Regions from separate parts of the Mus musculus genome. Here region 2 is linked to region 1. The links are chromatin loops, found by intact Hi-C in ENCODE. Cell type or tissue: gastrocnemius. All regions are shown on one strand. Each heading gives the region's core, and the rest is flanking DNA. Links, peaks and the distances in the headings are about the cores only.

Region 1 (15,937 bases), core at 2,900-10,899:
CTTTAAATAGAAAATCTCCCTGGCAAGGACACTGCTTGTCCTCAGCCCCAAGACAGGTAATAGTAATTCCGTGAGAGTGCTCTGTCTTTGTGCAGAGCCAGAGTGGGCAGTGCTAAGTGGGAAAGCTGTGGGGACGCCAGGGTGGCAGCAAGAGCCATCCTCCATAGGCTCGCAGTTTCCTCTCTCTTGAGTCCTCAACACTGTCTAACCCACAGGGAGAGCATTCAGGACATGCAGTCAGGGCTTTGTAGGGCTGACACAGGGAGCTTTCTGTTCAGCCAGGGAGGAGCCAGGCACCTGGGTGTGAGGAGGAAGCCCAGATGGTTGCAGGTCTGGAGGCTCCTCAGCACCTGCCTAAGTCACGAAGTACACGCAGCCTGGATGCCTCAAGTGATTAATCACCTTACCTGCCCAGCCTGGCAGGAACCTCACCCGGTCCGTCGCGCTGGCTTTCCCCTGTTTCCAGACAGGTAACACCTGGCTGGGCCAGTTCAGTAGACAAATGTCCATTTCCTAAGCTCTGTCTGGTCTCCCTTGGCAAGGCTTCCCATGGCTTCCCCGAGGGGCCTACTGCTTAGTTCTATCTGTGGCCAAATGGTTCAGGCTGTCGGTAAGCCTCTGCTCTTAGACTCTAAAAGACTCTAGGCAGTACCTTTGAAATGATTTCTTCCTGTGGCTTGCAATAAGACATATATATATTACATTGTGATCCCGAATTTGGTGTATGTTAACTATTGCTAAAGCAAAAGTTAATATTTTCTGTTAGGGTAAAAAAAAAAAAAAAAAAAAAAAAAATACTGGCTGTCATTTACTACATTGACCACTAGGTTGCTTATAGAGTGTTTTAAAACAGTACTCACACATATTTCAGGTCTCCAAAGTCTTGCTCATGAAAGCCTAAAGTGCCTGTAGACACCTTGGCCAGGCACCCTAAAAAGCAGAGCAGATTTGAAAAGTCAGCCAGCTAGCCAGATGGCCCCACTGGCTGGCTGCCTGCGCCCTGTAGGGACCAGGGCCTGTCTTTGCTCCCTACCCGTGAGGCTGGGAGAGAGAGCCCTAGGTGAGGACCAATGTTGGGTAGGGATCCTCACATGTAGAGAGTTTTGCTGGTATGATGGGGACATACCCACACAAATTTGGCCACCACAGTAAGTGACATGTGTCACTGTCCTTTTTCTCTGCCTTCAGCACCTTGCCACTATGCGCATGTGTTAAACTTCCACTAGCCCAGCCAGTTTAGAAAATACCTAGTCCTGAAGGTGGGGATCCTGCTCCATCAGGTCCCCACTAGGCTGGGGCAGAATGCCTTTGGGAGTTGAGTTGGTAGTAGGTTTTGGCTGAACAAACCCTAGGCCAGAGCAGTCCCCTCATCATGTGGGGAAAGCCTATTTAGTGAGAATTACATGGAAAAGTACAGCAGAGAGTCTTCTCTCTGAGATGACTATTGATGTCTATTGATAAGATTGCCATGTACGAAGAAAGGTCCTACCTGTGGGAGTGCCCGGGCACTGGCATTGGGGTGTGTGTGGGGGGGTAGATGTTAGTTCTCCTCTTGTTCCCTGATCTAATGGCAGTTTCTGTGTGGAGGGTACATCCTAGGAATACTCTGAAATAGCATCTGTTGATGGGTCTGTCACCTGGGTGCACAGGGCTGTGTTCCCAACTGGGGGAAAGGCTAGGAACAACTGGCACAGGATACAGATGGACATCTGGTTGGGAGGCAGGGAGCAAATGCTGGAGGAATTGGCCTCTCTTCCTGAAGTCTTCACCTGCTCATCAAAGAGGACCTCCTGTGGGAGGGGGCTCCAGATGTGTGTAAGGAAGGGTGGAGTCTGACTAGGACAGAGGAGCATGGGCAGGAAGGTGAGAGCTAGGGCTTATTGTGAGTTGAACTATGTGGTGTGGCGTGTGGTATGGTGTTCAGGTTCATGTTGAAGGCAAGGTGAGGCAAGGGAGTAGGAGCCCAGGAATGGCAGGTCCTTGGAAGCCAGGCACACTTGTAGAGTGCAGAGCCTGGGCTGTCACTCTGTAAGCTCCTACTGGAACGCTGTAGCTCGAGGGTGAGTTCTCAGGACGAGAGAGACAACTTAGGTGTCTCCTTTCTCTGAGAAGTGGACATGGGCTCCCCTCTCCATTGTCACCCGCTGGCTTCCAGACACCTTTTACACTGATCTTTCCTAGCACGGAGATTAAGTAACTAAGGCTGTCACTCTTTGTGAGCTCATTATGAAATGCTTGAAGACCTGATTGTGTTTCTGAGAACTTGTCCTATACACTTGGCTCCAGGGCCACCACCAGTCACTACTGGGACTTGTGCTTTTGGTTCCCGGTGTCTTGCCTTGTGCTAACAGTAGTCCTGTTGTGGAAAGACCAGAGCCTCACAGGAGCAGCTCCACAGTCAGGGGAGGCAGAGGCTCCTTCCTGGGTCTTGTTTTATGGTGACGGATTAAAAAGACAGCAGCAGGCTGGAGAGATGCCTCAATGACTTAAGAGCCTTGTTAGCTCCTGCAGAGGACCCAGGTTCAGTTCTCAGCACCTTCATGGTGGCCTAAAAAGCATCCTGAACCCCAGGGGCTCCATTGCCCTCCTCTGACCTCTGCAAGCACCAGACACAGGCATGGTATATATGCACGCATGTGGGTAAAATACATATACACATAAAATAAGGAGAGAGAGAGAGAGAGAGAGAGAGAGAGAGAGAGAATGCTAATGAATGAACTGCTGCCTGCTCTCAGAGAAAAGACTCAGTCCTGGATGCTTTGTTGATTTTTCTCAAGGGTAATTGACCTCAGATGGCACACACCTCCATGGCTGACTTAACGAGAATACATTTTCCTGAGGACAGAAATGTGCCCTGACTAGATTTCCACTTGAGCCTTCAAGATGATGAAAGGGCTATCATTGCTGGATTGGACACAGGTCTGCTAAGCAGCTGAGTGTGCTAGACACCATCGATACCAGGCACAGGGGGGCTTGCAGCAATGTATAAGCTGTGAGTACTGCCTAAGTCAGTCAGGTGGGTGGTTGTCTTAGTCACTGCTCTATTGTCGTAAAGAGACACCATGACGAAGGCAGCTCTTATAAGAGAAAGCATTTAGTTGGGGGCTTGCTTACAGTTTTAAAGGGTTAGCCCATTATCATCACTGGGGAACATGGTGCCATGTAGGTAGGCATGATGCTGGAAAGTAGTTGTGAGCTACATCCTGATCTGCAGACAGAGAAAGAGAGTGGGGCAGGCAAGCAGACAGACAGACACTGGGCCTGATTTGGGCTTTTGAAACTTCAAAGCCCACCCCCAGTGGCATACTTTCTCCAAAAAAGGCCATACCTGTTCCAACAAAACCACACCTCCTAATCCTTCTCAAACAGTGCCACTCTCTGGTGCCTAGGCATTCAAACATAGGAGCCTATGGGGCCTTCTTATTCAAACCACCATGGTGGTTACTGCATGGAAAGTCCAGGTTGAAGTTCACTGTAGTAGGAGTGTGTGGAATGGTGGCAGGTCAGTTTGGGTTCAGATCTTGAAAGGAAGGCCTTGAATGTATTGAGTTAGGATCTTGCTCACCCTTCATGCAGAGCTGAAGAAGACTCCCATAGTTATGCCTTGGGGAAGGAAACATAGTGGCAAGACAGTTGAAGAACAGATTGAGAGAATAGTATTTCTTTTATTTTCATTTAGTGTGTGTGTATGTGTGTATTTGTGTGTGTGTGTATGTGTATTTGTGTGTGTGTATGTGTGTGTGTGTATGTATTTGGAGGATAGAGGAACTTTCAAGAGTCAGTTCTCTCCATCTACCGTCTAGGACCTCGGGATTAAATTCGGGCTTTCACATTGGCAGCAGGCTCCTTTGCCTGTTGAGCCACCTCCCTCCCCAGCTGAGAACTGACATTCCTGACCCATGAAGAGAAAGCAAACAGGAGCTACTGTAATAGAGCAGGGCCTCAGTTTTCTCCTGTTGGCCCTGGGCTGTTGGAGAGTTATCCCCAATGCAGAGTTGCAGAACTTGCCAGGTAACTGGATGAGGGTTGTAGCTAAGGGCAATGCCAGTGTGGGCAGCAGGGAGGAGGACTGGTTGCTGGGTGAGGTAAGGCACAGGTGCAGGCAGAGGTTGAAGGAGGGCTCACTCAGCATTGGTGTGTAGGCACGGGGCCTTCACACCTCCGTGGAGCTTAGCAGATGGAACCAGAAGTCTAGGACAGGTAAGTACGAGAGACACAAGGCTCAGATAGTAAATGTGTTGGACAAAGTGAATGACTTGGTAACAGAGAGCAGTAGGTTTATTCTTGATTCATTCATTCATTCATTCATTCATTCATTTGAAAGTATAAACGGAGCCCTTTCCTCCTGATGGTGCCTGTAAGGGCACCTTAAACACAGAATGATCTGCTCTGATGTGGAGCAGCAGGAGAGCCTAAGAGCAGCAGATGGAAATTAATGGCAGTGGCACAGAATGAAGTCAGGACAAGGGCTAACAGTAGCTGAGAAGGGCTGGTCTGTGCAGCAAAGTAGGGAGGGTGGCTACACAGAAAAGAAAAGAGAGTTTCAAGAATATGTGTATGAAAACAAGATAAAAGCCATGGAGAAAGGTGGAAAGCAGCCAGCAGCTACTGCCAAGAGCAGGAGAAGCACCAGAGAGACAACTTGGGACAGCTAGAGAGAATCGCCACTCGGTTCTGCCGGATGATTTTAGCTGAGCGGTGGGCTCAGAGGCAGGGCAGAGATGTCTGGGGAGCAGAAGAGACATTTGTCAGTGCAGGGGAACAGGAAGTGCAGAGACTGAAGAAAGGAGGTCTCTCTAGGCCTGCCCTTCCTCCCTTTTGTCTTTCAGTTTACGGATCTCTCTGTAGCCTAGAAAAGGGGCTGGTAGAAAAAACATTTAACGAGAAAGTTATTAATTGGTAGGAAAAAAACTCCAAAGTCCACGAGATATGGGAGCCACATTCTCAGAGGGTGATACCATCCCAGAAGGAAGCTGGAAGCGTCTGAACACCGAGAAGGTTGATAATGGCCCAGAACTCCTTTAGCTGTGCAGTCTGTGGGCGGGGCTCTTGAGTGACTCTTGAGTTTCAGTGATAGATTAGAGCTTTGAAATTTAGGCTCAAGGAGATGCTTTTTGTTGGGAGGAGACCAGCACCTTTTAAGACAAAGGGCTTGGGTCAGCTGATGAAGGAGAGGCACCATGTTGTTCTCCGTAGCTCTGAGAAAGGCACACCACCAAAGGCTGGTCCACGGTGTGAGAGGTGTAGCAGTGAGCTGAAGTCTGTCCTCCCTGTACAGAGTGAGCACAGCAGCTGTCACATGCTGAGCAGACCACCCTGCCTCTGAGCAGCAGCGTCTGTCCATAAAGATTCTTAGAAACCCGTGTCCTCATTTCATGTCACAATTCAGGAAATTTGTCATCATTTTACAAGTATTAGAATAATAATTTTACTAGGTCCGGATTTGTTCAGTAACTATCAAGGACATGGGCACATTGTGACATATGTAAATGAGCTGCTTTTATTCATGAATAAAGTATTGCATTTGTATTTTGAAAAAAGAGTGGAGTAGAGAGCAGGAGGAAGGCAGTGAGGTCATAGGAAGCAGCCAATCACAGGAAGGGATGGTTGGCCACTGTGGTCTGTTTCTCATGTGAATTTTCCCTTCCTGTCTACACACATATGGAACAGACCAGTCCTAGCTGGTCAGTATTTCATGGTGCTGAAGGGGTGTGTATAGGAGGGAGTGATAGTGATGGAATTGACATTTAATGAGTCAGTTTTTATATGTACTGGCTCCTGTACCTTAATTACTCTCAGTTTTTGATTATTGAGTCGTATAACAGTTCTAGGCTGGTAGTACCACTTTATATATGATATCATTATATATATAATTTTATATCTCGTTTAAAAGATTAGAATACTGAGGTTTAGAGAAGCAGAAAGATTTCAAAGGTTACAACAAAAACATCAAAGCCAGGTCTTGAAACCAGTTCTGCCAGACCCTATAGCCTTGACCTAATCAGCTGCTTGGGATAAAGCTGAGGCCTTGCAGTTGGAGATAGAGGAGTAAACTTGCAAAAAAAGTGTTCCTGCTAGCAAAAAGAAGAAGCCTTCAGGCTCTTCTGCAGATAGCTTGTCTCCCAGGACAACCAACATTCTCTCTCAGGATAGGAGGCCATAAGTAAGAGGCCTGCAGCTATCTTGCCCCTTGGCCAGAAGCCCAGGTTGTTACCCAGTGTTCCTTCTCACCTCTCACCCCAATGACACACTAGGCCTAGGATGTCACACACTTGGGAAAGAGTACATCGTGATGTCGAAAGAGGCTGATGTGTGCGACAAGTCCTGGTTTTGTAGGCTTGAGTCTACCGCTCAGTAGGACCTGTCCTGGATCCTTGACCCTTGGCTGAGTGCCATGATGGGTGGGCAGCGAGTTCTCACTGAGAAGATACCAGTCTCAGAACCTCTATCCAGGAAATAGAACAAGGGCAGATCGGCACACGGGCAGCCAACACTGGCCGAGGAGTCACTTCCTTCTTCAGATGGTCTGCATGGAGACCACCAGTGACTTCACTGTTCGCTTTAACGGCTTCCAGGAACTACGTGCAGAGGCCAGCTTTTGTGGAGTTGGTCTCTAGTTACATTCCTGAGCTGCTGCCTTCAGGTTCTAAGGGTGCGTTAAGCATTGGCAAAGAATTGAATGTCAGGACACTAGAGAAGCATCGCAGAACAAAGCCTCCCTGAAGTCCATCACAGGGGAATAAAGTGAGGCGCAAAAGAGAAGTCGTCCCTAAGCAGCTCAAGTGCCACCTCTGACCGCTCACCCTTGTCTGTTCTCAGTTTTTTCAGGCCTTTACCAAGAACGGTTCTGGAGCGACACTGCCAGGTGGGTGCTCTAACTCCGGCTGTTGTGTTGGCATGGCCAGCATCCTCTCCAGCTCTTCTGCCTTTACCCAGGTTCCCACAGGGTGAAGCAGGGTCTCCAAGTGAAGTCTGTTTGGGTTTTCCCATATGTCTTCTCAGAGAGCCTGGCAGAAAAGCCAGGAAAGCCCATTGAGCAGCCCTTCAGATGTGCCCCATCCAAAGTCCTAGGTCTGAGAGTGGGGCACCACATTCCCAGAACAGCTGTTATGTCAAAACGAGGTTGAGTTCAAAGAACAAACCCGTGGCCAGTTCTGAGGGAGACCTCTCTGCCCTCAGCATCCTTGACCCTTGGCTGTGTGCCGTGATGGGCTGGGATTTCTCCCTGAGGACTCCAGCCTCAGAGCCCCTTTTCCAGGAAGAGGAGCGAGGGCATATCAGCACATGGAAAGCTAACATTGGCCAAGGAGTCACTTTCGTCTCCAGAGAATGAAAGCCACGAGTGGCTTTTCACTGATGCTCACTAAACAGCGGTCAGTAGCTGTGTGCAGGGATGGGCCTCCCGCTAGTCTTCAAGCCATGGAGCCCTCACCTCACCACTTCTCAGGAGAGGGCTGGCATGTGCTTTCTCTTGGAATTGGTGTGAGGACCCTTGTTTGTGACTGAAACTGGCAAGGGTGCTGGGGTCTGATCTGTCCTGATACCCTCTTCCTGTTTTCGTTTATAGGTGCTGGCGCTAATGTGCAGACTCTGCGTATGAGGCTCATCGATGCTCTGGAGTCCCACCGTGACACATGGCCCCCAGCCTGTCCACCTCTGGAACCTGCCAAGTATTTTGGGTTGGGGCAGGCTTAGTGTGGCATGAGGCTCAAGCATGGAGAAGGCGTTGGGAACCACAGGGCAGAGGACCCACATTGATTCTTCCTGTGGGGTAGATACCCCAGTGTGCCAGACATACCTTAGAGCAGCCACAAGCGACTCCTTTCTGCTTCAGGTGTCGAGGAGCCATGTCTCTTAGGAGCTGGCTGAGGGTCGAAGGGCCTGACCTTCTGGATGGAAGGAAAGTATGTGAGGGGCTTCTCCAGAGCGTGCTTGCTGCTGCTTCCTCTGACTGCCCTCAGGAGGGTTTGTGGGTGTAGGAGGTTTTTCTCTGGCCTAGTCCAGGGGAGGCCACTGACAGATGAGAGGGCAGAAGAGATTGATACCACCAGGAAGAAAAGGCTAGGATGTTCAGAAGAGTAAAAGCCCTGCTTGGAAACTGATTCTGGACAACTGGTCAACCTGTGTTAATCAGCTTCACAGCGACTCCTTTATTATCTTTCCAAATTCCTTATCTTCCTAGAGAGCCTCACAGAGGGAGACCCTGGGCCAAGCATACACTCCTAATGTAGGCCAGGGTTCTACAACCGACTTTCTCTCTGGTGGTTATTGGTTTCCTTTTTTCTCTGCTGTAACAAATACCTGAGAAACAATTTAGAGAAAGAAAGGTTTGTTTGCTCTCATTACTTTAGAGGTTTCGACCCAAATTTGGCAGGACCAATCAGTTGGGATCTGAGATTATACAGACTATCATGGCAGCCAGAGCATATGACAGAGGCTGCTCACTTCAAAAAGTAGAGAGAGTTCAGGACAGTACAGACCCCAGGGACATGTACCCCATTGTATACTTACTCCAGCTAGGGCCCACCCGATTTGGCCATTGACTAGGAATCCATAAGCTGGGTAGTCTGATTAAAAGTCAGACCCCTCGTGAGCCAGTCATCTCTCAATGGCTAAAGCCTTCAGCGCATGAGCCTTTTGTGGGGACAGTTCCTGTCCAAGCTATAATGTCATCCATCTAGGATGAGCTTGTAAGCCTGGACCCTGGTGCTTTTCTCCCTGCATTTCCTCCTGGCTATGTTTCTCTCTCTCAGCTCTCTCTCTCTCTCTCTCTCTCTCTCTCTCTCTCTCTCTCTCTCACACACACACACACACACACACACACACACTATAGTGTGTCTTCAGCCCTGGGGACCTTAAAAGAAACAAAGTGGCCACATTTGTCAACCTGTCTCTAAGTGATCCTTTTGATGCCCCTTAGGAAGAATATAGGCAGACACACGTGCTGAAACTTAAGCTGCCTCTTCCAGAAGGCTGAGGACTTGCTCCTCTGCCAGCCTAGGGTAGGTATGAGGATGTGGCCAGAGAGACTGGCCACCTAATGCCACCCAAGAGGCTGATGTTAGGTAGCTACAGAACCTCTTTTATCCATCAAAGGCTCGCCCTAATCCCCACTTGTCTGTCATATCTACCCATACTGCCACCAGGCTGGGTTCTGGCATTGACCTAATGCCACCCTTTCTCTTTGGAGGCATTTGCTACATGTCTTGGGTTAAGTGTGGGGAAGTGAGCCACCAGGTTGAGGATAAGAGGAAGATGCAGACTCCCCAACCTGTGTGCCTTCTCAGCTGTCCTCCTTAACATTCTGGGAGAGACACAGTTTTCACTGAGTATTTAAAACAATCTGTAGGTTAGTTCTCTGGTTAAGAGATAGGATTTGCCTTCTTAATCATTTCTACCTAAGAAAACTGGGCCTCACTCTCCCTCACCTCGAGCTAAAAGGTTCCTGCACCCAGGACTCTAGTTCACTTCTTCCCTTTTTGTTCCTGTTCTGAGAGGAACATGCAGCTCTCCCACTGGTCATGGCTTGCCGTGGATCGGGGCTTGCACTTGATAGGTTCTAATCACCAGTCTCTTAGGGAACCAGTAAGCCTGGGCCTTCCCCAGAACATGGAGACAGCTGGGCTGAAAGCAACCCTCCCCACCACTTCTCTTCCCCAGCCTGCCTCCCATTTACCCCTGACTCGTAAAAGGGACAGAAAGAAAAATATAAAACAGTAAACCCAAGGTGGGTTGAATAAAGCAGCGTGAGGTAGCATGAGTCGCATCCTCTGAGACCTAAGGGTTTACTTTCCTTCCATTGGTGGGCTGGCAGAGGGAGGCCACAGGGTTATGGGAGACATGCTACACTGGAAGTGATGCATCGCTGGGAGGAGTCTTACCTCATTTCCACAGGCTATGGAGAGCAAGTGGCCCCATTTATCTCTTGCAGGCTGAATGATATCGACGGATTCTTTACAAGAAATAAAGCAGATTACCTGGCCCTGGTCTTTGAAAGGGAAGACTCCTACCTGGGTAGAGAGGTGAGCTGCCCCAGCGTTCCTGACTCTCAGAAGAGACCCCGGGAGAGAGCCTGGTTCAGACCAGTGCAGGCAACTAATCCCTGTACATTTATTAGCCAGGCTCTGCCTGACCCCTGGTGGGACACAGGGGAAGTGGGACAAAGTGGAAGTTCCTTTCCACTTTAAACGTTGGTATCTGCTCTTACCTCTCTCTCTCTCTGAAACTAAAAAGTAATACCTGCTATTTACTGAGTCTAGGACTAGATACCAACACATTGCTGCTAATCTCTAAACTTAAGAGAGCAGTGTAAAATGTCTAGGATCACACAGCTATTAATGTAGAACAGTGCTGTCTGACTCAAAACCTGTGTTGTTTTTTTACTGCCCTAACTTCATAGAATTGGGGTTTAAAAAAAAAATGAGGGAAGCAGACACATGAGAACTAGCCTGGTCCCTTGTGAGGAAGCTGGATCCCTGACCAACAGTGAAGGCTGCACTTCTCCATCAGTTTAAAGAGCGTCTTAGGTCTGAGCCTTATTTCTAGCTATTGGATAGAAGTAGTTATGCTTATTCATATTAGAATTGTCACTAATTTACTTAAAAAGCTGGATCAGGGCTGGAGAGATGGCTCAGCGGTTAAGAGCACTGGCTGCTCTTCCAGGGGTTCTGAGTTCAATTCCCAGCAACCACATGGCAGCTCACTCCTATCTATAATGGGGTCTGATGCCCTTTGTAGCATGTAGACATACATGTAGAAGGGGCACTCATACACAAAAAACACACATAAATACATACAAAACAAAAAGAATGAAAACAAAACCACATTTGGCCATGTTTTACCATATTCAGGTGGCACTCGAATAGGACACACAAAGTGTGTGGTCTGAACAGTTTCAAGGCCCCTTGCCTCAGTATTTGGTAGTTGTAACCTGAGGGTTGTGTCAACTTTGTCACAGCGGTCTGCTCTTCGAGGTTTCAAGTCTAGATAGAACATAGCTGCTACCTGGTGCCTACCCAGCCCCAGGCTAGTACTCAGGTTCCTTCTGCCCACTGGGTAAGCCCCATCCACACCCTACTGTCTTCTACAGGTAACTCTGGACCTGTCCCAGTACCATGCTGTGGCAGTGCGCAGGGTCTTGAATACAGAGAGTGACCTGGTGAACAAGTTTGGCGTCACTGACTTCCCATCTTGTTACCTGCTGCTTCGGAATGGCTCTGTCTCCCGAGTGCCTGTGTGAGTGTGACGTCCCTGCCCAGTCACTCTTCCTGCCAGAGAGGTCACTAGAAAGAGCAGGCAGGTAGGAGAAGCAGATGTGTGAGTCAAGACCTCCGACCTTGCAGCTCAGGATTCCTGCCTCGGCCGGCCCTGAGCTCCGAAGCCATCTACACCATGCCATGACCATGTTATCCCACACCTCTGTGCACAGAGCCATGTGTTGGTGGGGTGCTGGCCTGGCGAGGACTCAGATGTGCTGGACCTTCCCTCCCTCTGCTTTTCTAATTGCAGAAAAGTTCATTAGGAGCCAGACAATAGTCTGCTCCAAAATGTCAGGAGAAAACAATGAAGCAGCCTCAGCTGCTGTCAGCGGCCTGCTGCTGAATGGCCTGTTAAATGGCACCAGCTGGTGCCTTGGTACCCTCCCTCCCTCCTCAGGCAGATGATTGATGTCAGCCTGGCCCTGCTGGCAGAAATTTGGGGGGCCAAGGAAATCGAGGCTACCGTAGGTACCCAGAAATCTACTTCTTGGGGCTGTTAGTACCGCCCTACACTGAGGCTGGGCTAGGCAGCCCCCTCGCCCTTTCCCTGTCCTGGTCCACCAGTGCTCCTGAGGCCGGCCAGCCAGAGTCAGGAAACATGATGTTCACAAGGCCTGGAAGGCAAGACCCCAGGCAAGCCCAGAGAGTGCCAGTCCTAGAGAAAGAAGAGGCATTGTTTCCCTGGCTTGGAGTTGCTGGAGGGGAAAATTGTTTGTGACGATGCTGCTCCTGAGCCATCTGCTCACTGATAGACACTGAGCCCGGATGGCAGAGCAGGGAAACCATGCTTCCTGACGCTGGCTCCCATGGGACGTCCTGTCACTGATGCTTATCTTGGCTAGACCTTTTGGAGGAGATAGCTCCTGCCTTCAAGACTCCTGTATTAGGAAAGAGAAATCAGGAGTGTTTGGGCAAACCTGGTTCTCTGTTGTTATTATGTCTAAAATCATACATCAGCTCTTTGACTTCCATGGGAAGTAATGTCAACTTGTGATGTCACCTGCTGATGTTACCTTGTGATGTCTTGGAACAAGCTTGTGGGAGGGTGGCTGTCTTGAGACCAGTCACACCCAGCCATTCCTGTCATGGGCAGAAGCTGGTGGTCTTTGTTTGGTTGTTTTTCTCTGTGGTGCTGGGGACCCTGGGCTTGCACAGCTAGGTAGCAGCTCTTTTGAATGCATCCCCAGTTCTCTGTAGCAAAATGGATGGTGTTCCCAGTGGCTACCTGCCTCAGTCTCTGTAGACCGTGGCCTTGCCTGGAGCCAGAAGGCACACTGAGTAATTCTCAGGCCCAGTTGTTTTTCCAGATAGGGGTTCCGTATCTGGTGGAAAAGAGGGTTTCTATACCATGGACAGTGAATGGACAAGTGAGGCCCAAGGAGCCAAAGACAAGATGAGACCAACTTGAAATGTTTCTTACGGCACCTTTCTGTGGGAGGAGCCACCTATTTCCCCTGCTGACATTGGTTAGCTATGTGATTTTTTTTTTCTTTGTCCTTAGCACTTCCATTTTCTTTCTTTACAGGCTGGTGGAGTCCAGGTCTTTCTATACATCCTATCTTCGGGGGCTACCTGGACTGACCAGGGATGCTCCCCCAACCACAGCCACCCCAGTCACTGCTGATAAGATAGCACCCACAGTGTGGAAGTTTGCAGACCGGTAAGGCCACCTGGTTCTCCTCATACATTTCCTTCATGAATACTGCCTTACTCATCTCTGTTCCTGTCACAGGATAGCCTATCTCTGTTCCTGTCATAGGATAGCCTACCTGTGTCCCTTCAAGTCTGGCCTTGGGGTTTGTTTGTTTCATTTTGTTATCTCTGTGTTGCCGGGAACCCAACCCAGGACTTGAACGCCCTAGGCAGACGCTCTCGGAGACCATCTCGATGAGTAGCACACTGATACACACTGGTCCTTAGGGATCCCTAACTGCTGACCGTGCTCAAAAATCTTGATGTGGGCTCTCCCATCTTTGTGCCAGGACCCCAGTGCCGAATGTGTGTTTACCAAACAGCATTCCACGTTGTCCTTTATAATAGAAGGAGTGCTGGCTAGCGTCCATGTTATATAAAGCTTAACTTTACTCAAAAAGCAAGTAGAAGCTAGCCGTGGTTCTGCACACTTGTATGCCAGCACTTGGGAGGCCCCAGCAGCAAGACTGTGAATTCCAGGCCAGTCTCGGCTTCGTGGTGAGAGAGCAAGGGAGAATGAGAGAAAGGGAAAGAGAGTTGGGGGAATGGCAAGTAGAGTCCACGTGGAGGATCACTGAGGAGGTTCTACACTAACTTCTGCCCTAAGCATTGTTTCTTCAGTGCCAGGCACGTCCTAGGCACCATGGGTTCAGATCTGTCAAATGGGGTGTGAGACCTGAGGGCTGGCAGCCGTGCACATTAGCTCTGAGAGCAAGACAAGCTGCTGCCCTTGATGCCCCCGCGCCCTCTGCTGTCCCAGTTCCCAGCCTTAGAGTCTTTCACTCCCACAGAGGGCCAGCTTCTCTAGAGCTGTGTGTGTGTGTGTGTAGTGTGTACACATGCGTGTGCGCGTGCACTGTTTTCCCACCCCTAGAGATTTTTGCTTAGAGCAGAAAGAAGCTCAACACCTTTGCATAAGGGTAATGTAGGCAGTTGCTGAGCTAACCGTGATGGTTGCCTTAGCTGATCCTACAGGACTGATGTGGTCTCTGATTATACCCTTTATGGTCCCTCGAAGCATCCCGCCTAGGAAGTCACACAGTTTCATCTGAATGCCTGGTCAGGGAGCTCACTCTGTTTTTGGGTGGTCCTTGTCACTGTGCACAGTTACAGGTGTGGAAGAACCACGTGTTATGAGGCTCTGGGCTTTGCTTTCCTAGTAAGCATCCTGATGCCCTGCATGGGGATGGAGCTATAGACCTCTTGCTTCAGTACCCAGCTCCACACTAAGCAAAGATGTCTGACCAGGCAGCTTAGTACTGACTCTCTAAGTGGGGGATGTTCAGACAGCTGGGAGAAAGCCACTTTTTAAAAATGTACATTTGTATTATTTACACATATATCTGTACTGTGGCCACAAGAGGTCATCAGATCCCTTGGAGCTGGAGTTACAGGTTATGAACCACCTGGGTGGTGCTGGGAACTGAAGCCAGGTCCTCTGAAAGAACAGCAGGTGTTCAGCTCTCTCTTTAGCCCTAGGAAGCCACTTTTTGAGGCAGAACATGGGGACAGTGAGGTAAACTGAGGCTCAGGGACACCACAGTGGAGACTTGGCTGAGAATGAAGAAGTGCGAGTGCTCACTGGTCATCTTGTCAGTTGGCCCTGTTGGCTTTGTCCCATCAAGAGGAGAATGATTGGTCAGCTTTACAGGTGAGGAACCCAGGGGCTAGGAAGTACCTAAGCTCAAAAAACCTAGCCAGGAGCCAGAGGGGAGTGAGTAGCTGGCATTCAGCGCTGTTCCCAGCAGTACCTGAGCTGCCCCCGTGGAAGCATGGTGGGCAAGGATGGGACAGCTGGCTGGAGAGGTGCTAGACCTCACAGGGTCTAGCAGCAAGGTGCATATGAGCCCTGAAAGAGCTAGGCAATGTGTTTCCTCACCCATCTCTCCACCATCCCAGTGCCTGGCCTCGGTGGGCAACTAACCTCTTGGCCTTCCACGTTCACAGAGAGCCTAGCTTTCCCAGAGCCTTGTGTGTGGGCACCGATGCTCTGTGTGTCTGCCCCAAGGGTCTTTGTTCAGAACACACTGAGCCTGATTGGTGAGTTACAGGAGGAGCTGGCTCTGGGCCTGGAGAGAAGGCCCCACCCACCTGTAGCAAGCTGGTTTCTCTGTTTTCAGTCAGTCCTCCTAGCAACCTACCTATAAGCAGTATACTCTGCCTGTTACACAGAGGAAGGGTTGAGGTCTAGAGAAATTATTCACCCAGGGCACTCAGCAAACCGCTGTTAGAGCCACACGCCACGCATTACTGTGACGTCAGCAGTGCTCCCTCGCTCTGTCCCTTTAGTGCTTGCTCTCAGGCTAATGCTTCTCTTCTTTCCACTTCTTCTTAAACCTCAGCTCCAAGATCTACATGGCCGACCTGGAGTCCGCACTCCACTACATCTTGCGTGTAGAAGTGGGGAAGTTCTCAGTGCTGGAGGGACAGCGCCTGGTGGCCCTGAAAAAGTTTGTGGCAGTATTGGCCAAGGTGAGCAGGCCCCGGCTTCCTTTGTCTCTGGAGTTCATATGTGATTAGTGTGCATCTCTGGAGAGTAGACACCAAACCAGTCCCTTCCTTGAGAATTCAGGTCGGACTGGACACCTGGGCCCATAGCTGCCCGGGCCCCCATAGGCGTCTGCCTTCCTCTTATAGCCGTATTCTTTACCAGCCCCACGTGACCAGAGACCATCTGTCCTGTAGAGCAGAGGGGAGAGACACACGGCCAGATATCCCAATACCTGGGACTCTCCTCAGTCATGGTGACTGCCTGCTTACCTGTGTTCTCTACCTCACTTAAGCCCCAGACTGTGGTGTCTTACTCCCCGCCATGATGACTGGGAGATAGGACCTCGGACCGCCAGAGTGAAGAGGGGTGCTTTCTGCTCTGCTGTCTTTCTCCTCAGGCTTACCCAGTTCCCTAGCGTTCCCTGGTAGTGTCTCAGAAAGGTGGCTACTTCTCAGAGTGAAGCTTTTGGTTATTAAGGACCTGATGTCTGACAAGA
Region 2 (15,937 bases), core at 5,170-13,169, 52 kb before region 1:
TGAACGGTCTAATAACAGAAATACAAGTTACCCAGTCTCTTACTATTAGACAATCTAGGATTTATAGAAACTCGTGGTTTTACATTTTATATGAAGGTGTAAAGAGCAAAATCATTTAGTACAGAAGAAGAAAGGCTTAAAAATACGAATTTTTGAAAGTTAAAATTTTTATTATACTCATGGCTTAGAAAATTTAGAAAGTTCTGATTAATTAAAAAATATTACTACCAAAATAACTCAGTATTTCAATGTGTGTGGACTTTAAGTTTTTGTAGAGAGAATTCCCCAAATGGAGACTATAGCTCCTTTTTGGAATGACTGTTTTATGTAATAAATGTAGCTGTTTGTCTTCGTTGCAGATGTCCTCATTTCCTATGCCCACATAAACACTTGTTTGGCCTTCTCTCCTGCTCTGTGCGCTGGCTCAGGCTCCCTCTCACGTGGCGTGCGTGAGCCCAGGTGGCCTTTTCTTTGGCTTCCTTTTCTCTGGTCATTTTCCCTCACCCAGTTCAGGAAGCCATCTCAGTACTTAGAGTGTTCACCATGCTCAGTGTGCACATTAATTCTCTTGGCAAGAATCTTGACCCTAATTTGCTTGTTGACAACAACATTGCCAGCAGCATGCTGGGTGGCGCCATAGGCCCTCCTAGTTCTGCCACAGTAACCTTCCTGAGGCGCTCACGTGAACAGTGTCCATTCCCTTGCTATCTTTATCAGGCTTCTTGTAAACCTGTGTAGGTGTGTCCAGAGGGACAGCTACAGGCCTACAGGCAGGGCCTCTCCTGCCCCTGTGTGCTTGTCATCCTGGGGAGCACTGGAAGATGGCTGCTCAGCCAAAGGCTAGTTTATATTACTTTTGACCAGTCTATTTTTGTATGGAAGTAATCATTCATGTGAATACATTGTAAAGTTTTTTTAGTTGTTTAACCAGTCCTCTGCTGTAGTGAAAATTTTGTATTTTTTGCACGTTTCTGGTAATTTCCTTATATTAGCAGAAGTGACGTGCCTTTGGGTGTGTGCAGAGTTTACAGTGTTGTGGCTGCAGCTATAAACATGACAGTCACGTGGGAGAGGGAGTGTCTTGCCTTGCCTGTTACCAAGTTTTGAAAATCTTCACAAGAATTTATTTAGCTGTAATTTCATTCCTTTTTAAAGTCCATTCTTATCTGTTTTGCTAAATCTTACATGCTTACTTATAAAAATGTTTCAAAGGTATGGAAGAGAGTGGACCGTAACATAATACCCTTTCTCTGTGCCTCTCTGCAGTCTGAGGTAGCTGCCAGAAGGTTAGTACAACCTTCAGGATCCTGTTAACGTCTGATTTTCAGATTCTGGGTCTTTAGGTAAACTGTCTGTTTCAACTCTTGCCTTTTTTCGTTGCTGCTGATGGTGACTTGACCCAGGCCTTGGGCACTCAGAGTTACAGCCCGGCCCTCAGCCTTTCTTACTTGAAAAAGGAAGCCGAGTATGGTGGTCTGAGATGACAGCTGACCTGAGCAACTGAGTCATTGAAGGTCCTATGTCACTGCCATCTGACCTCTCTTGTTCCTCAGGCATCCAGGACTCTACTCCTCTTATGTGCAGGCATGTCTGCTCAGATATGGAAATGTCCTGCTGTGTCCCCAGTTCCCCGTGGTGTTCCTTCACCTGCTGTCCCCACCGCTCTCCTTTCCTCTGGGAAGTACTTTCAGCATTCCCCACTGTTAAGGCCCCACTCCTTTTATTTTTGGGGGAGTGGTACTTGATATTGCTCCTTTTAAAAGATTTTTATCTACATTATATATGTGTTTTATGTTTAATCCAATGTTTTTAATCACTGTATTAGAATTTTATCTTAGGCTTGCTAGAACTTTGTGTATGTTGAGACTGGATCTTACTATGTGAACCTGACTGGCAATAATCTCATCTCAATCCCCCCACCTCAGCCTCCTGAGTGAACCACTATGCCTAGTCTTTCTGGTTTTTGAATCTGACATTTTTGACAGCTAATTTTTATTTGTGTGTGTTAGGGAGTTGGTTGCTTATCTGTCTGTCCCTCTCAACAGAGTTTCCCCAGGTTAAGCTTGTTCTTACTGTGTACCCCAGGCTGGCCTCAAACTTGTAGCATTCCTCTACCCTTAGTCTTTCTAGTGCTGGGACTCCAGGCCTTCAGCCTCATGGGTGTTTGCATGAGAATGGCCCCCATAATGGGGTTCATATATATTTGCATGCTTGGTAGCATGTTGGTAGACTGGGAGGGTTTGGGATGGGTGGCATTATTGGAGGAGCTATGTCACCCAGGGATGGGCCTTTTTTTTTTAATGGTAAGCCATTTAAATTTTACTTCGATATTTGAAACATAAAGTGCATTATTTTTTTTACTCTACATCTGGTTGGACATGTACCCTTTGACCAACATCGTTTCATTCTTCCTATGTCTGTGATGCAGAAATAAGATCACATATAAAGAAGACCATATTTTTGTCTGTTAGGCCTATTTCACTAGTCTGATTTCTCTAGATTCACTTTTTATACAAATACTACAATTTCCTTTTTTAAGATTGTGGTGTATTCTCATGTATGCACATGTCAGTTTGTCCACCGACATCTTCCATTATTGCTAATGACCTTACTTTTTGAAAGTGCCTCATTGACTTGAACCTAGAGCTCACTTACTGATTGACTACACCGGCTGTCCAGCAAGCTCCCGAGGCCCAGCTGTCTTTACCTCTGCTTGCACTGAGTTACAGGTGTGCAGCTGCGCCCTGCTTTTACTACTGATCCAAATTCAGATCCTTAAGCTTGCACCGCGCCCCCCTTTTCTTTTTTAAAAGCTTGATAACAGTTTACTAGAATTTGAACTCCAGCCCAGGCAGTCTGTAATTCTCACAGTTGCCCAGGAGCTACATGTAGAGAAGAGAAGGGGGAAAGCATGCTGTGCTGTTTGAGATAAGCCTGCATGGAGGTCAGCTCCAGGACTAGAAAGGCAGATAGACACAGCCAAACCTCCTGGCAGCTGACAGGGACCGGGCTAGTGGCTAGGGACGGTAGGAAGGAAGAGAGCACCATCTTCCTTCCTTGGTGCTCCAAGGTGCTCCCTGAGCCAGGTCCGTGACCTGTCCAGCTGAATGAGGAGAGCTGAGGTGTGTCTCCACACAGAGGTAGATTTCAGTTTTACAGTAACATTCCCCAACTCTGAAATGATAACCCTAAAATCATTTAGGAGTGAGCTGACAGTAGGGGATAGATAGATGAAACCCATTGCTGTCATGAAAACCTAGAGATCCAACCCCAAAGCTGTTCATCACAAGGGATAAAGACCTGGCCTAGAGCTTTAGTTCCCAATTCATGTGTAGCTTACAGTCAGGAAGGAGAGGAGAAACCAGCATCCCTTCCAAGGCCATTTCTAGAACTGCTGCCTTCTGTGTCCCTGCCCTGAGTTGCCTGTCCAGTGTTGCTGACTCCTCCAAAGTAGCCATAACTGCCATCTCAGAAGTGATAAATAAATCTGGCTTCTGCTGCGTCAGAGTCATCAAATATGGTAGTAGCTGAAGCACCCATTCAGTAGGCCTGTCTACGGGGCCCCAAAAGTGTATCAATAGTGCTATTAGTATTACAGCCAGGCATAGATAAAAATGTGAAGGAGAAGTAAAGGCAAGAGTTATCAGCAACAAGAAGCCCTATGCAGGGAACCAGGAGAGGCCAGGACAGGAGTTACAGTTTAACTGTTGAAGTAAAAGCCATTTGAATCTCTTGATGGGCTCCCCTCCTCATCCTCCCTTCCCCTCTGGCCTCTATGGCTAGACTCAAAGAGATAAGCCCAGGATTTGTTTTCAGGCACTTTGATAGTTGTTAGAGTGACTAGAATCACAGTATGAAGACCCCACTGGGTCATCCCACCCCCAATCCTATCTATATTCCAAGCCCTTAATCTTGTGAAATTTGGCCATCATCCCAGGTTATCACATTTGTTGGTTCCTTCTTTGTAAATATCTACTATGTTTCCTAGGTTTGTACTATCTGCAATTGATATGCCTACCTCCATCTAAGTCATTGTTTGAAAAACAAGAACTGAGCTTGGCATGGTACTCATGTGCCTATAATCCCAACATGCAGAAAGCTAAGGCAGGAGGATTTCCATGAGTTTGAATCCTACCAGGACTACAAAGTGACACCCATCTCAAAAAAAACCCAAACCACGAGTTCTGCAGTCACTAAAAAGAGCTGTATCCCAGACAATGACCAAGTACCTTCTCTACACTGTGCTAAGCACTGGAGAGTAAATTACAGCGCAAAGTTCTCTGGGCTCACAGCCTAGTGACAGACAGATGCACAGAGTACAGTTGATGGTGGGAGGGCATGGGAGCAGAACGAAAGCACAAAGGCTCCAACAGGTCGGAGGCAGGAAGTCCTTCCAGGAGTCAGACAGCATATGACCTGATTGCCAGCTTGTTCACAAGGATGTCATGAAGACCCTGACCACATTCTCTTCGCATTTCCCTGCTGTACCTTTTCCCTTTCGTACTCTCCCCACTTTGAGAAATCTTCTTGCAGTCTTGGGTATATAGGTATATGAACCAAAAACTTACTGATACTAAGTAAAAGATTTTCAAGCATTTCCTGTGTGTGTAGCTATAAATTTAACATAGATTAAGACACATCTGCATGCTACTGAAGTGGGTGTGCTTGTTTATTCACATAGAGAATCAAATCTTGGCTGCTATCTTATATTGTGGGACATAGAGCATCTGCAGCATTTCTCAGAGTTGATTGATACTTTGAGTTCATAGCTCTCAATGCTAAGAGCACTACTTTGCATAAACTCATAGTGCAGAATGGCAGAAGTATATTTTGAACCACCTCAGAAATTGTTGGAAATTCTGTTCTAATTTAAAGCCAAAATTCATTTAATGATTTTTTTATATGATACTCAAGTCAACAACTCAAACAGCACTTTTAAAAATCAAACATAATATAGTCCAAAGAGTTGATACTTACATGCTAAGGAGTTAACAGTTGAAAACACTAAAGTTCTGTTTCCCTTTATCCTGTTTTCTATAAGATCAGAAAACACTAATTCATAACATACAATAGTCTCCATCTAAATTGAGGTGTTTGGGACACCTTTTGATTGTATAACAGGCATAGTGTCACACAGTGCAAAGTGCACATGTTGTATGTTCTGAACCAAGACCATACAGTCATGTAAGACATGTAATACCAGAAACACCTCTGAGCCATTATGTGTTTGATTTTTGATCACTGCACATTCAGAAGTCTTACAGTGTGTGTTTGTGTGCACGCACATGAATGTCTAGTCTATGTTTACCCAGTTTGTGCATGTGGGGGGGTCACTGTTTGACTTTTATTTTTAATCTAATGGATTTGTTTAAGTACTTTACACAAAGACACACATCTCTGGATGGGTGTGTGTATAGTAGACTCTGAAGACTAGAAGGAAATAAAAGGCAGATCTATAGCTGTCATTGTAGTACCATGGTGGGCTTTGATCTGAGAGTTAGACAAAAAGGAAGTGTGTTGGTTCCAAGACAGAAAAGATTCCCAATCTGTGGTGCTGGGGATTGAACCTGGGACTTTGTGGCATGCCAAGCCTGTGCTGTGCTGCTGGGCTCCACTCAGCCCCACACAGTCTGCTGTCCTCTGGGGAAAAAGCAATAGTTACTGTTGGCAAGGTCTTAAGGAACAGCGCTTCTGCAGTCATTAAAACCTTGACGATTGCCAGGCGTAGTGGCACACACCTTTAATCCCAGCACTTGGGAGGCAGAGGTAGTTGGATTTCTGAGTTCGAGGCCAGCCTGGTCTACAGAGTGAGTTCTAGGACAGCCAGGGCTACACATAGAAACCCTGTCTCAAAACAAAAACAAAAACAACAACAAAACCTTGACGTTTATTTGAGGGAGAATCCACATTATCCACATTACACTGGAGACATGACAAATACTGTCATGAGTTATTTCTACTGTAAGTATAAAAAATATTTCATAGGACAGAATTCTCAAAACTTTTGTTTTTGACAAAGAAATATTTAACAGATTTCATATTAAAGACTGAGACCTTCTTTACAAAAAGGGGAAGTGTGTAACTTAGACTGAGAAGGTGAAGTCTCTTACGCAGACGTACTTGTTAGATTTCTAAGCAAGGTATTTCCCCAGTACACACAGCATTAGGTTGGCCTTCATACCAGTTCCTTGGTAGGGTAGATCCATTTCTTATATATTAAATGAATTCTGTGGCCTAGTAAACACAGGAACCTGGGTTAAACTAGTTTGAGGATAGACTCTCTTTAGTATGCTGTTCATTGTATTCACTGAGGAATTCCCTTAAGTTTATTTGGTTATAGAGCCCTCTTCAATAGAGCCATCCATTTCACAGCTGCAGATTGGTGAACAGATATTTGTAAGACCTGTGAGCTTTCCTCCAAAGAGAAAGAGTAATGTCATTGCCTTTTGGTGTGTCAGGCCCAACACAGAGAGGTGTGCACATGGAACACACGTGTTGCTCTGCCTTCTCTCCTCCTCCAGGTGCTGTGGCCTCTGCAAGTCATGTCGCTCCTTCATAAGGGAGGTAGAGGACTAACTAGTTCCCCATTTCACCTACCCTGCCTCTCCCAAGATGACACCCATGTCAGGACAAATCAGGAACTTTCCCTTGGTTTTTCTGTCATTAGACTTGTAGTTAACGATCCTGGAAATGCAGCTAGTTTTGATGAGTTTGCAACTTAGGGCTCCTTCTACCTGATCTCCATCCCAGTCATTTCCTACTGCACTTGTAAGAGCCAATGTTTGTGGTCTTGGAGTATAGTTATTTAAAATTATAGCAAGGAAAGCTAAAACAATAAGCAAGCAGTAAGCGTGGAGGCGTTGTTTCTAACTTGATTAGTTTTCATTTACCTAGGAATTCCAAAAGTTCAAAAATGCAAAAAAGAAAATAATTTTAACAGTAATTTAAAAATAAACTTGAGCATTTGTAAAAAATATTATTTTGTTTTGAGAGGCAGCCTATGTAGTCTTTGCTAACCTTGAACTTGTAATTCTCCTGCTTCAGCCTCCCAAGTGCTAGAGTCACAGGAGGTATGCGCCAGCCACCATTGCTAGCTGTCACTGAGTTCCAGTACTCTAGGATGATATGGTACTTCTGTTGGATGAGTAGAGTTTTCCTTTGCAGGGCTCCATCTAAACTTGCTGCTTCTCTTTCCTGTAAGCTCCTGTGTGCACTCACTCGTGTTAACACAGACATGGGTTATAATCAGTCTATCTCTCTTATCTACAAAATGCTGGAATACCAGCATGTTCAAATGGAGCTATTTTAGTTTCGATGCTAATTTTAAAGGTGTATTGACATGATTTCTTTGGGACACATTGTACATGGGAGGTGTAAGTTCCTAGCTCTTGGGTGACAGGCTTGCTAACGTATTGCCTTCTAACATCCAGGTCCAGGAGCTGCACGAGGAGGAGGCACAGTGGGTGAACTATGATGAGGATGAGTTGTGTGTGAAGATGCAGCTGGCTGATGGGATCTTTGAGACCTTGATCAAAGATACTATTGATGTTCTCAATCAGATCAGTGAAAAGCAGGGGAGAATGCTACTTGTGTGACATCTTGCAAATAAATCGAACACTGAGTGCTAACATGAGTCCTGGGCCTTTCTGCCTTCTGATATACACCCCATCTCCACCATAGCAAGAATGCTTCTGGACCTTGAACCTGTTCTTATGGACTGCTGGTTTGGAGTTCATGGGACAATGTGGTATATCTGGTATTACAGCCTTTGCCTTTACAGACTGTCCACTGGATTACGTGGTTTTTTCCCGTGGGCAGGGCTATACTCTGATGCTGAGACTTGGTATCACCTCATTAGCACCCATACCTACTAGGTCTCAGATGAGGGCTGAGAACACCAGACTGACCTCTGAGCTTAGACAAAGCTTGAGTGTCCTCATGAGACTTGCGTCTCCGCAGGAAAGAGAGGTACATAGATTCTTCTTTTAACTTTCAAAACATAATCCTGGTCTATACAATGAAACTCACAAATGGACATGCTAGTCTCTGAACAGTATTAAACCCATAACCACTTTAAAATAGGCAAACGCAAGATTGTCTGCCTATTTTACATTCTGGAGTTTATTTCTTCTTGAAGACCATTTTCTTCCATTCTTGAAGTTAAGCAGCACCAAGTGGATGTCAGAAATAAGTGGGAGCTTTGCTTTGGGCACCACCTAAAAACTATAACCCATTGCACTGTGTTTAATTTTCCTGTCTGGGCAGAACCCAGTGAAGACGAGGCTCCAGGACTGCTGCGGGCTGTTCCTCCGCCCTGGTCCCACCCCTGCTCTCTCCTCATCTGTCCTAACCTCTACCAGCTGCTCTCAGAATCGTAGATACTCAGGACCATCTCAGGCATCCAGGCATGGCAAAAGTGGAAAGACCTCATTTTGGCCTTCAAACGTTGACTTCCCATCTCTCCCGCAGAAGTCAGTGCTGTTACTTGAATGAGTTAGAAAATGAGTGGCGCACCAAAGACAAGAAGATCCTGTCCAGAGTCTGCCTGCTTGTTTGGCTCTGTGGAATATTTTTAATTTATTTTAAGGTAAATTATTAAGTTGAAAATGTGTGTCCCTATTGAGAAGTGAAAGATTCTCATCATTGTAAACCTCCGTCTCGAAGCTTCTACAGTTTAATCTTCGCACAGGAAAGCTGCAGTTTTAATAAATCTATACACACACTGAAGAAGTCAGTTCAGTTCATCAAAAAGACAACAGACGTTTACACCGTCACCCGGGCAGCAGGACAGGACAGGACTCGAAAGACTAAAGTTTATCCTGCCTTTCTTGCAGCATTGCATCTTACAACCATTACCTGCATCTGAGGAACATCTCCAGACTCCAGCTGCTACCTTTGAGCACCTGGTGCTCTCCTGGGCCCTTAGCACCTGCCTTCTTGACTGGTTTCTCTTCATCAGTCCTGTCCTTCCTAATCCCAGGGAATGAGGATGATCTGAGGCGTGTGTGTAAATGCCTTAACCCTAACAGTCGCGGCTAGAACAGCATGGTAAGACATCCGCTGGGGTCACACTTACAGACACCCTGGACATTATGGCTTCAAAACACATTAGAAAACCCAAAGACAGCGTAACCCTTAAGTATGCACGTTTGTTCTTTTCTGCATCTTCCTTCCCTACTTGCCATTGCATCTCTGATGTCTCACTCTGCACACGTCACTCCTCTTGCGTTTCATCCTGTCATTACACAACATTTGCTGAAACCATCATTGGATATTTGCATTTTGCACAGTGACTGGTGTGCTAGCTCTTGACAATAAGAAAGCACTGAACTGTTCCAATTGGGTCTCCTGAATGCTCAGGTGGGTGTCTCATCAGCATCTCTTCTGTGCTTTTGCTGTTGAGCTGTCGTCTTTAGCCATAATGAGCAGGTTGACGAAGAGAAGAAAGGTTTCTCGAGGTTCTTAGTAGTGTGGAAATAGTTTTCATGTGGCCAATGAAAGCAAAGATAGTTCTCCTCAGTTTGTGTTCCTTAGGAGACAGGAGACATCTGTGTCCATCCCTTGACTGTTTGTAGGATCATATTGTCTTTATGAAACTGAACTTTACAGCTGCTATAAGTTTTTTTATAAATGAAAATCAAATTATAATAGGAATATAGGTTGTTTTCCATGTCTTCATTATTTGGACCTGAGGTTAATTTTTTAATAAGACAGTGTATCTTTTACTCTCTACATTATCATGCCAGAAAAGGAAAAACTTACTGCTGTAAGTCCATAGGCTCAGCGACCTGGACAGTGCCGAGATCGTGGCAGTGGCCGTCCTAACCTCCGCTAGCTGTCTTCACTATCCAAGAACCCTGCATTCCAGATGCGAGGCGGGAGTAAGCCAGTCTCCTCCTTTGCTAGCAATTACAGCTCCAGTTTGGTAGCAAAAACAAGTGAGTCTATAGAGTTAACAGGTTTCTTCCTATTTTAACTATTTGGATCTAACTGGGTGGGTTTACTGTTAGGGTCAGGAATGATGGATGTGGCTGCCCAGCCACTCACTCGGTCCACACTGGGGTCTTTTTAATGAAGCTCTGCCTCATAACCAAGAACCTAAGAATGCCCTCTTCCTAACTTTGCCCCTCCCCTACACCCGCGCCCTCCTGTCTGTCTGCATTGATTCCTCTAAACGATCTTTGCATCTGCAGTAATACCTTTTAGTATAGCACTGTCAGTACCTGGTAGTAAACCACCATGGAGGCTTCAGATTGACATCTGAGTCCAAACAATTTGTGCTATCCAGGGCAGTTAACTCTGGGTTAAACTAGTACAGGGTATCGATTCCCTCTTCAGGTCTAAACAGGAATTTTTACTCTAGGGAAAAGTGGAAAGAGCTCAAAAGTAGTTTATAAGGAAGGTGACTTCCTTCTGTGACTACAGGTCTCTGAGAAATTGTCTTTCAAAAGAGATTGCATTGCTCATAAGAGTGTTGTGGCCTATTGATAAAAACAATTTTGTTCACTTTCTTGTCTTGAAAAAAAAGTGGCCTTAGCTTTTTGCAATACTTGAATAAAGTGTGTACTTGCAAAAGAATTTCTGTAGCACAGCATTAGAGACTCATAACTTTTCTGCAAGAAATTCAAACTTACATCTTCCTTTTACTACCTTAAGAATACTAGTGAATAAAACATTAATTCAAAGAGCAAGTGATAGAAACTACAATGCCGTTTAATGCAAATTGTAGGAATTTACATGTTTACAAATCATCTTAAACTGGTTGTGCAGCAATTCAATAAAATCTTTGTATTATAAAAATGTGAAGAAAGTGTAAACCGGTGTAAAGGAAGCACCGTTGTTGTAACTAAGCTGTGGAAAAGCTTTTCCTTCTGGACTTTGCAACGCCTTCTTGGTTACACATTGCAAAGCATTCTCTAGGGGGCTCAGCCTCCTCGTGTGTACTGTACTGTGCAGACATGAAAAATAAACCCGTTTACTGTGTGTGTGTAAATAGCCTGATCATCAGGCCATCTTCAGCCAATAGTCACCCCCTGCAGCCCTTAGACGTCTGCACAGAAGCCCTAGGGTGTGGTTTGTAAGTACGCTCTGTAAAATAACTGGGATGAAGTCCCATGTATACCCATGTACATAGATTTGTTAACTAAAATGTACTTTAAGATGAAATCTGTAAATAAATTGATTTATAAATTAATTCCATGTCCGGTGTAAATTTTTCTACTCATGAGCCAAGTTTAGAGTTCTTCTGAAATTGAATTGTTTCTGATTTCTTGTTTTAGCTCAGGCACTCGTTCTTAGAGTAAGGGAGCTGGTGTGTAAGGTCTTAGAGTAAGGAGCTGGTGTGTAAGGTCTGTGGACCCTGCACACAGGTCCCAGCACAGGAAGCTAAGCATCCTGGTCTCTTGACAGCCCGTCCATTCCTCAGGTAATCAGCGAGTCACCTGTTCTTAGCAGTGCTTAGTGCTGGGAGACAGCAGAGGTGTGGAGCGTAAAGTCTAATGAAGGAGCATCATCAAAAAACAGTTTTTTTGAAAACCAGTGCCTGTTAAGCTGTCAAAGGCTGTAAAAGACGCATGCTCGGGGAGGGAGTGTGTTAAAATGGTGGGGCTGAGTCAGGAGAGGATTTCCCGGTAAATCTTAACTTGATCTCACTGTGTGGTCAAGCTGACCTCAGACTTTGAATACATACAACCCTCTTATTTGAGCTTCCTCTTTAGATAGGATTCAAACCTGCCAGGGTATCTGGCTCTTATGTTTTTCTTGGACATTGATGGGCTTCCTCCAACTCATGGGAAATGCCATTTCTCCCACATGACTCGTCTTACTCAACCTTGCAAAATAGCACATAAAGTTACACATAATGAAGTGGGCCGCTGTGAAGGGTGTAATTTATGTCTGGAAATAAGAGCTTGGGGGGAATGGAGCCAGATACAGAGAGAATCAAAGAATCCCCACAGTGAATTATGTGGCACCATGCGGAAGGGCCCACCATCCTCTCTGACATTCAGCTGTCCTGACGGCTAAGTCTGCTGTATCTTTAGCCCCTTGCCTCACTAAGGAATCCTCAGAAAACCATAGGCCCCAATGGTACCAGATAACAGTCAACTCACTAAAAATAACAACAAAGTCTGCATACCTACTATGTGCCAGATAATGTGCCTGGTGACAAGAACATGCTGGCTGGGGTTTGGGGCGGGGTGGGGAAGGGCGAGGCTGAGCTGCTATAACTTTGAATTGGGACATGGAGCATTGTCAGTGAACAGCCAAGAATGGTGAAGCGGCCACAGAAAGAAACTCCAGAAGAGTTCAGAAATCACATGCTAGGTGCTCAGAAAAGTGGGCAAGGTAGAGAGATTAAATTTCTTTTCACAGGTGGCTGGGCTGTGTGGCTAAGATCAGTAGGCAGATAAGAGCCTGCCAGTGTATGATTCAAGGTCACCCAAAATAAACAGGATACGCCAAGCTTAAGTGACACTGTTCTCTTACAGCCAGAGGAGAAGCCGAGTTCTAGATCCAGCCCCTGCAATTTCTCAGCCACCCCAACTCCATGACCAGCAGATCTATAATGCAGCTAGCTCTGATGAGACCAGCTGCCAGCATCCTGCCCCGGCTGCCCTAGGAAGACTTTCTCTTCATCTCTCCCCATTACTGTGAAAGACGAAGATCTGGGGGCATGCCAAGAGTCAGACACCAGAGCCTGAGCGGAAGTGTACCACTGAGTCTAAAGCAGGGAGCCAATCCCCTAGCACAGGCTGTAGAAAGAGGCATTTGGGTCCAAGGCCTGTTCTCAGCATAATTCCCACAGGTAGGGGGACTGCTTGTGACTAAAGCCTAGCCCTCATTGAAAGAGCGCACAGCATAGCACAGTACAGCATAGCACAGCACAGCACAGCACATACCACAAAATAATAAGCTCCAAACGTGGAGGATAGGGCTTGCTTAGCCTCCTCTCTCTGGATGATGCAGCTTGGAGCCAGGGCCTCCCTCTCATTTTGAGACCACCTATCAGGAAAACCAGATCAGGAAGATGAGACCCTCCCTAGAGAGTGACATTCATTTAACTAAGGCATGTGTCTGGAATAAGCCAGGGTTCTTGTTCTTGTTGGTTGGTTTGGTTTTCGAGGCAGGGTTTCTCAGTGGATCCCTGGCTGTCCTGGAGTGCATAACAGAGATCTGCCTCTGCCTTCGCCCCCGCCCCTGCCCCCGCCCCTGCCCCACCTTGCTCTGCCAGTGGACAACTGAGGAGGAATCTGCTGTCCCTCACTACCTTGACTAGATAGTTCAGGGAACTTCTAAGTCATTGTGTAGAGACAATGCCTTAGAGTGGGAGTGTGGAGTGAGTGGGACTTCTGGAGTGACAAATCCTTCCTTCAGCTGTGCTAGTTCCTCCCAGGGTGTTGCCACAATAATAGGTGAGATGTTCCCACAGCCCTCCGTGAGCTTCCCAGGAGACACTCTTGCCTATGACTTCCTTAGAGACCACTGCCTCTGGTGCTTGACCCAAACCTTCTAATTCCAAAAAGGTGAAAGAAGAATTCATATCTTGACTGAACTTGGCATATCCTAGAATGTCACCCATCACACTGAGGTATTAAGGATCTTTGGTGTGACTGAGAAGTCCCAATATCCCATAGTTCTATCCAACTTTCTGCCATGAGGTTCATGACAGGAAGGTCCTGAAAACAGAAATGCCACAGGTATGGGGTGAAAAGACCTGATCCCAACTGTGAAGGAAATATGTTGAAAAGAGTAGAGAGGTGGTAAGTGATTGAGAGTCTGTAAAAGTAATTTATTTGCCTGATGGAATTTTCATCTCCAAGGCTTGCTGCCTCCATTTGCTGACCTAGGCCTACTCCTGGAAGCTTCTTGTCTCTGTACAAAATGATCTAGGCATACAGTATTTTCAGCCTCTGAGACTTAGAGCTGAAGAAGCTCACCCTTTCTAGCTCTTTCTGAACTCTGGCTGCCTGGTCAACTCAGCTGTTCTGGCTAAAAGCTCTCCAAACTGATTGACTCAACTTGGCTTCTTCTCAGCCTCTTGTTGGATTTCAGACCCAGGACAAGGAAGGGCTGAGGTGAGGATTTAACCAAAGTGGATCTGGTCTCCAGGTTCTCCCAGCATCCCTCAGTCTCTACCTGTGACAAGGTTATAGCTGGCATATCTCACCCTCTACCCTGAACTTTCCAGCCCAGAGGCTGGGCCTCCCTTCTCTGAAAAGCCCCTATATAATCCATAATCCAGACATTTTGGTCTCCCTCTTCTCTCTCTCCCCTCCTCTGCATTTTCTCTCTCCCTGAGTGCACAAAAGCATACTTTCTTTCCCACTCCCCTCTGTTTACCCCCCCCCCATGGTGACTTTCCTGGCTAGATTCCTTGGGACCAGTGAATTTGCCCAAGAGTTGCTTCCCAATAAACATGCCTTTACATATTTTAACCTGGCTTGAATTGATTTACCAGCAGAGAATAACTTATCACCTCTGACTGAATTGCTCTGCTTGGCCTGAAACTAACTCTGACAATCTTTAGCTCCTTCTCATTCTCTGACTGAGTCTGGCTTTGCCTGTGTCTAGCTTGTTCTCTCTTTAACCTGTCTCTGTAAAACCCTCCTGGCAAAGCTGCCTCCTTCCTGTCCACCTCTGCTGCTTCCTTTTATGTTGCCTCTTTCCTCTCTGTTCTGAGAAGGGCAGATCCTATTCTGGCAAATCTTTCTCTGATTCATCACTTTTTCTGTCACTCAATTAGACATCACTTTCAAACATGGGTGCTTCCTTCTACAAACTAACTTTACCTTTATTGTTTGGAACTAAGGGTATGTACTAAGGGTGTGTTTATATTCCAACCAGAGGGATTAAAGATGTGTGCTTAGGGCTGAGCCACACCACAACTAGAAACAGTTTTTGTTGGTTTTTTTTTTTTCAGTTAATAACACAATCTCAGGGTATACAATGTGATCAAATATCCTGCAATAGGATTCCACAAGGCAGCATAACACTTCTAGCTGCTTACCATTCCCCTCTAAGTTCGGGCTTCTCTAACATCTTTAACCTAGTGATTTTTGCTCCAAGCATGGGACAGTGTTTAATGTTCAGATGGCTTTTGTTAGGCAGGGTTTTCATTGTGTTTGTGTACTTATTAGGTTCTCCAATCTTTTCATCTCACCACACCGCTTATCTGGGACAAACTGCAGAAGATTCGTTTTATGTGACAAGATCCTGTTGACTGTGCTATTGCTTGGACCATGACTGTGGTGTCTTGCTCAGATTGAAATGGTTTGTTTTTGTTTTTTGTTTTTTGTTTTTTTGTATCTGAGCATATGACTAAAGGAGTTTTTGAAGCCATGATGACATCTCTGGGTCTGCATAACATAGATCGGTGAGCTTACATTTGCATTATGTGTCCACTGAGGTGAGGCACCTGTGACCAGCAGTCCCATGTTATTGTCACTTGAAGTTTCACATGAAAAAAATGGCCATGACCTGCTTGATATAGCTTACTTTGCCATGTTGTATGTCCAGAGCATGCTGGCAATTTCATACAGTTGTGTTGTGTCTAGGACTTCACTGATTTGTTTTTGGTTGGTTTGTTTGTTTGCTTGCTTGCTTGCTTGTTAGATTAGCTTTTCAACTGCAATATTTCATTAAGTTTTTTTTTAAACCCACTTGTCTTTTTCTTTTTTTTTTTTTTAAGTTTATTTTTATTTGTGTGGAGAGGTAGTGGTGGCGGCCAGAAGTCCCTGAGGCTGGAATTATTGGTAGTTCTATGCCACCAGCACCACCACCCACACACACCAGATGCTGGGAACCAATTCCAGTCCTCTGCAAGAGCAGCAAGCACTCTCAATTGTGGGGCCATCTCTCTCGCCCCTTCAGTTCCACTTTTTAAAAATGTATTTTTTTTATCGTGTGAGTGTATGGTGTAGGGGAGAGACACACATGC

The links. A loop is a pair of places that touch in the nucleus more often than their neighbours do. Peaks named below come from ENCODE experiments on the same cell type or tissue, not always from the same donor. Only the 100,000 strongest peaks of a DNase experiment are listed, where the experiment ranks them.
Region 2: a loop joins it to region 1, with 4 times the contacts of the local background. A loop is called at or near these places in 4 of 42 quality-filtered maps.

What each region holds. Positions count from the first base shown.
Region 1 is chr1:155,786,279-155,802,215 of GRCm38, reverse strand. It overlaps Qsox1 (quiescin Q6 sulfhydryl oxidase 1), which reads left to right. Exons shown (of 12, transcript NM_001024945.1): 3 at 6,820-6,865; 4 at 7,568-7,670; 5 at 9,932-10,022; 6 at 11,090-11,235; 7 at 12,784-12,918; 8 at 15,293-15,422. Among named protein-coding and RNA genes, the nearest start is that of Qsox1, 19 kb to the left of the region's middle. In gastrocnemius, for the core only: a CTCF peak has its summit at 10,130; DNase peaks (open chromatin) are centred at 5,258, 6,248, 6,364, 10,101 and 1 more place.
Region 2 is chr1:155,840,221-155,856,157 of GRCm38, reverse strand. It overlaps Cep350 (centrosomal protein 350), which reads left to right. Exons shown (of 38, transcript NM_001039184.1): 38 at 7,431-11,194. The coding sequence ends at 7,595. Among named protein-coding and RNA genes, the nearest start is that of Gm51652, 18 kb to the left of the region's middle. In gastrocnemius, for the core only: no CTCF peak of the experiment used is centred there; a DNase peak (open chromatin) is centred at 12,651.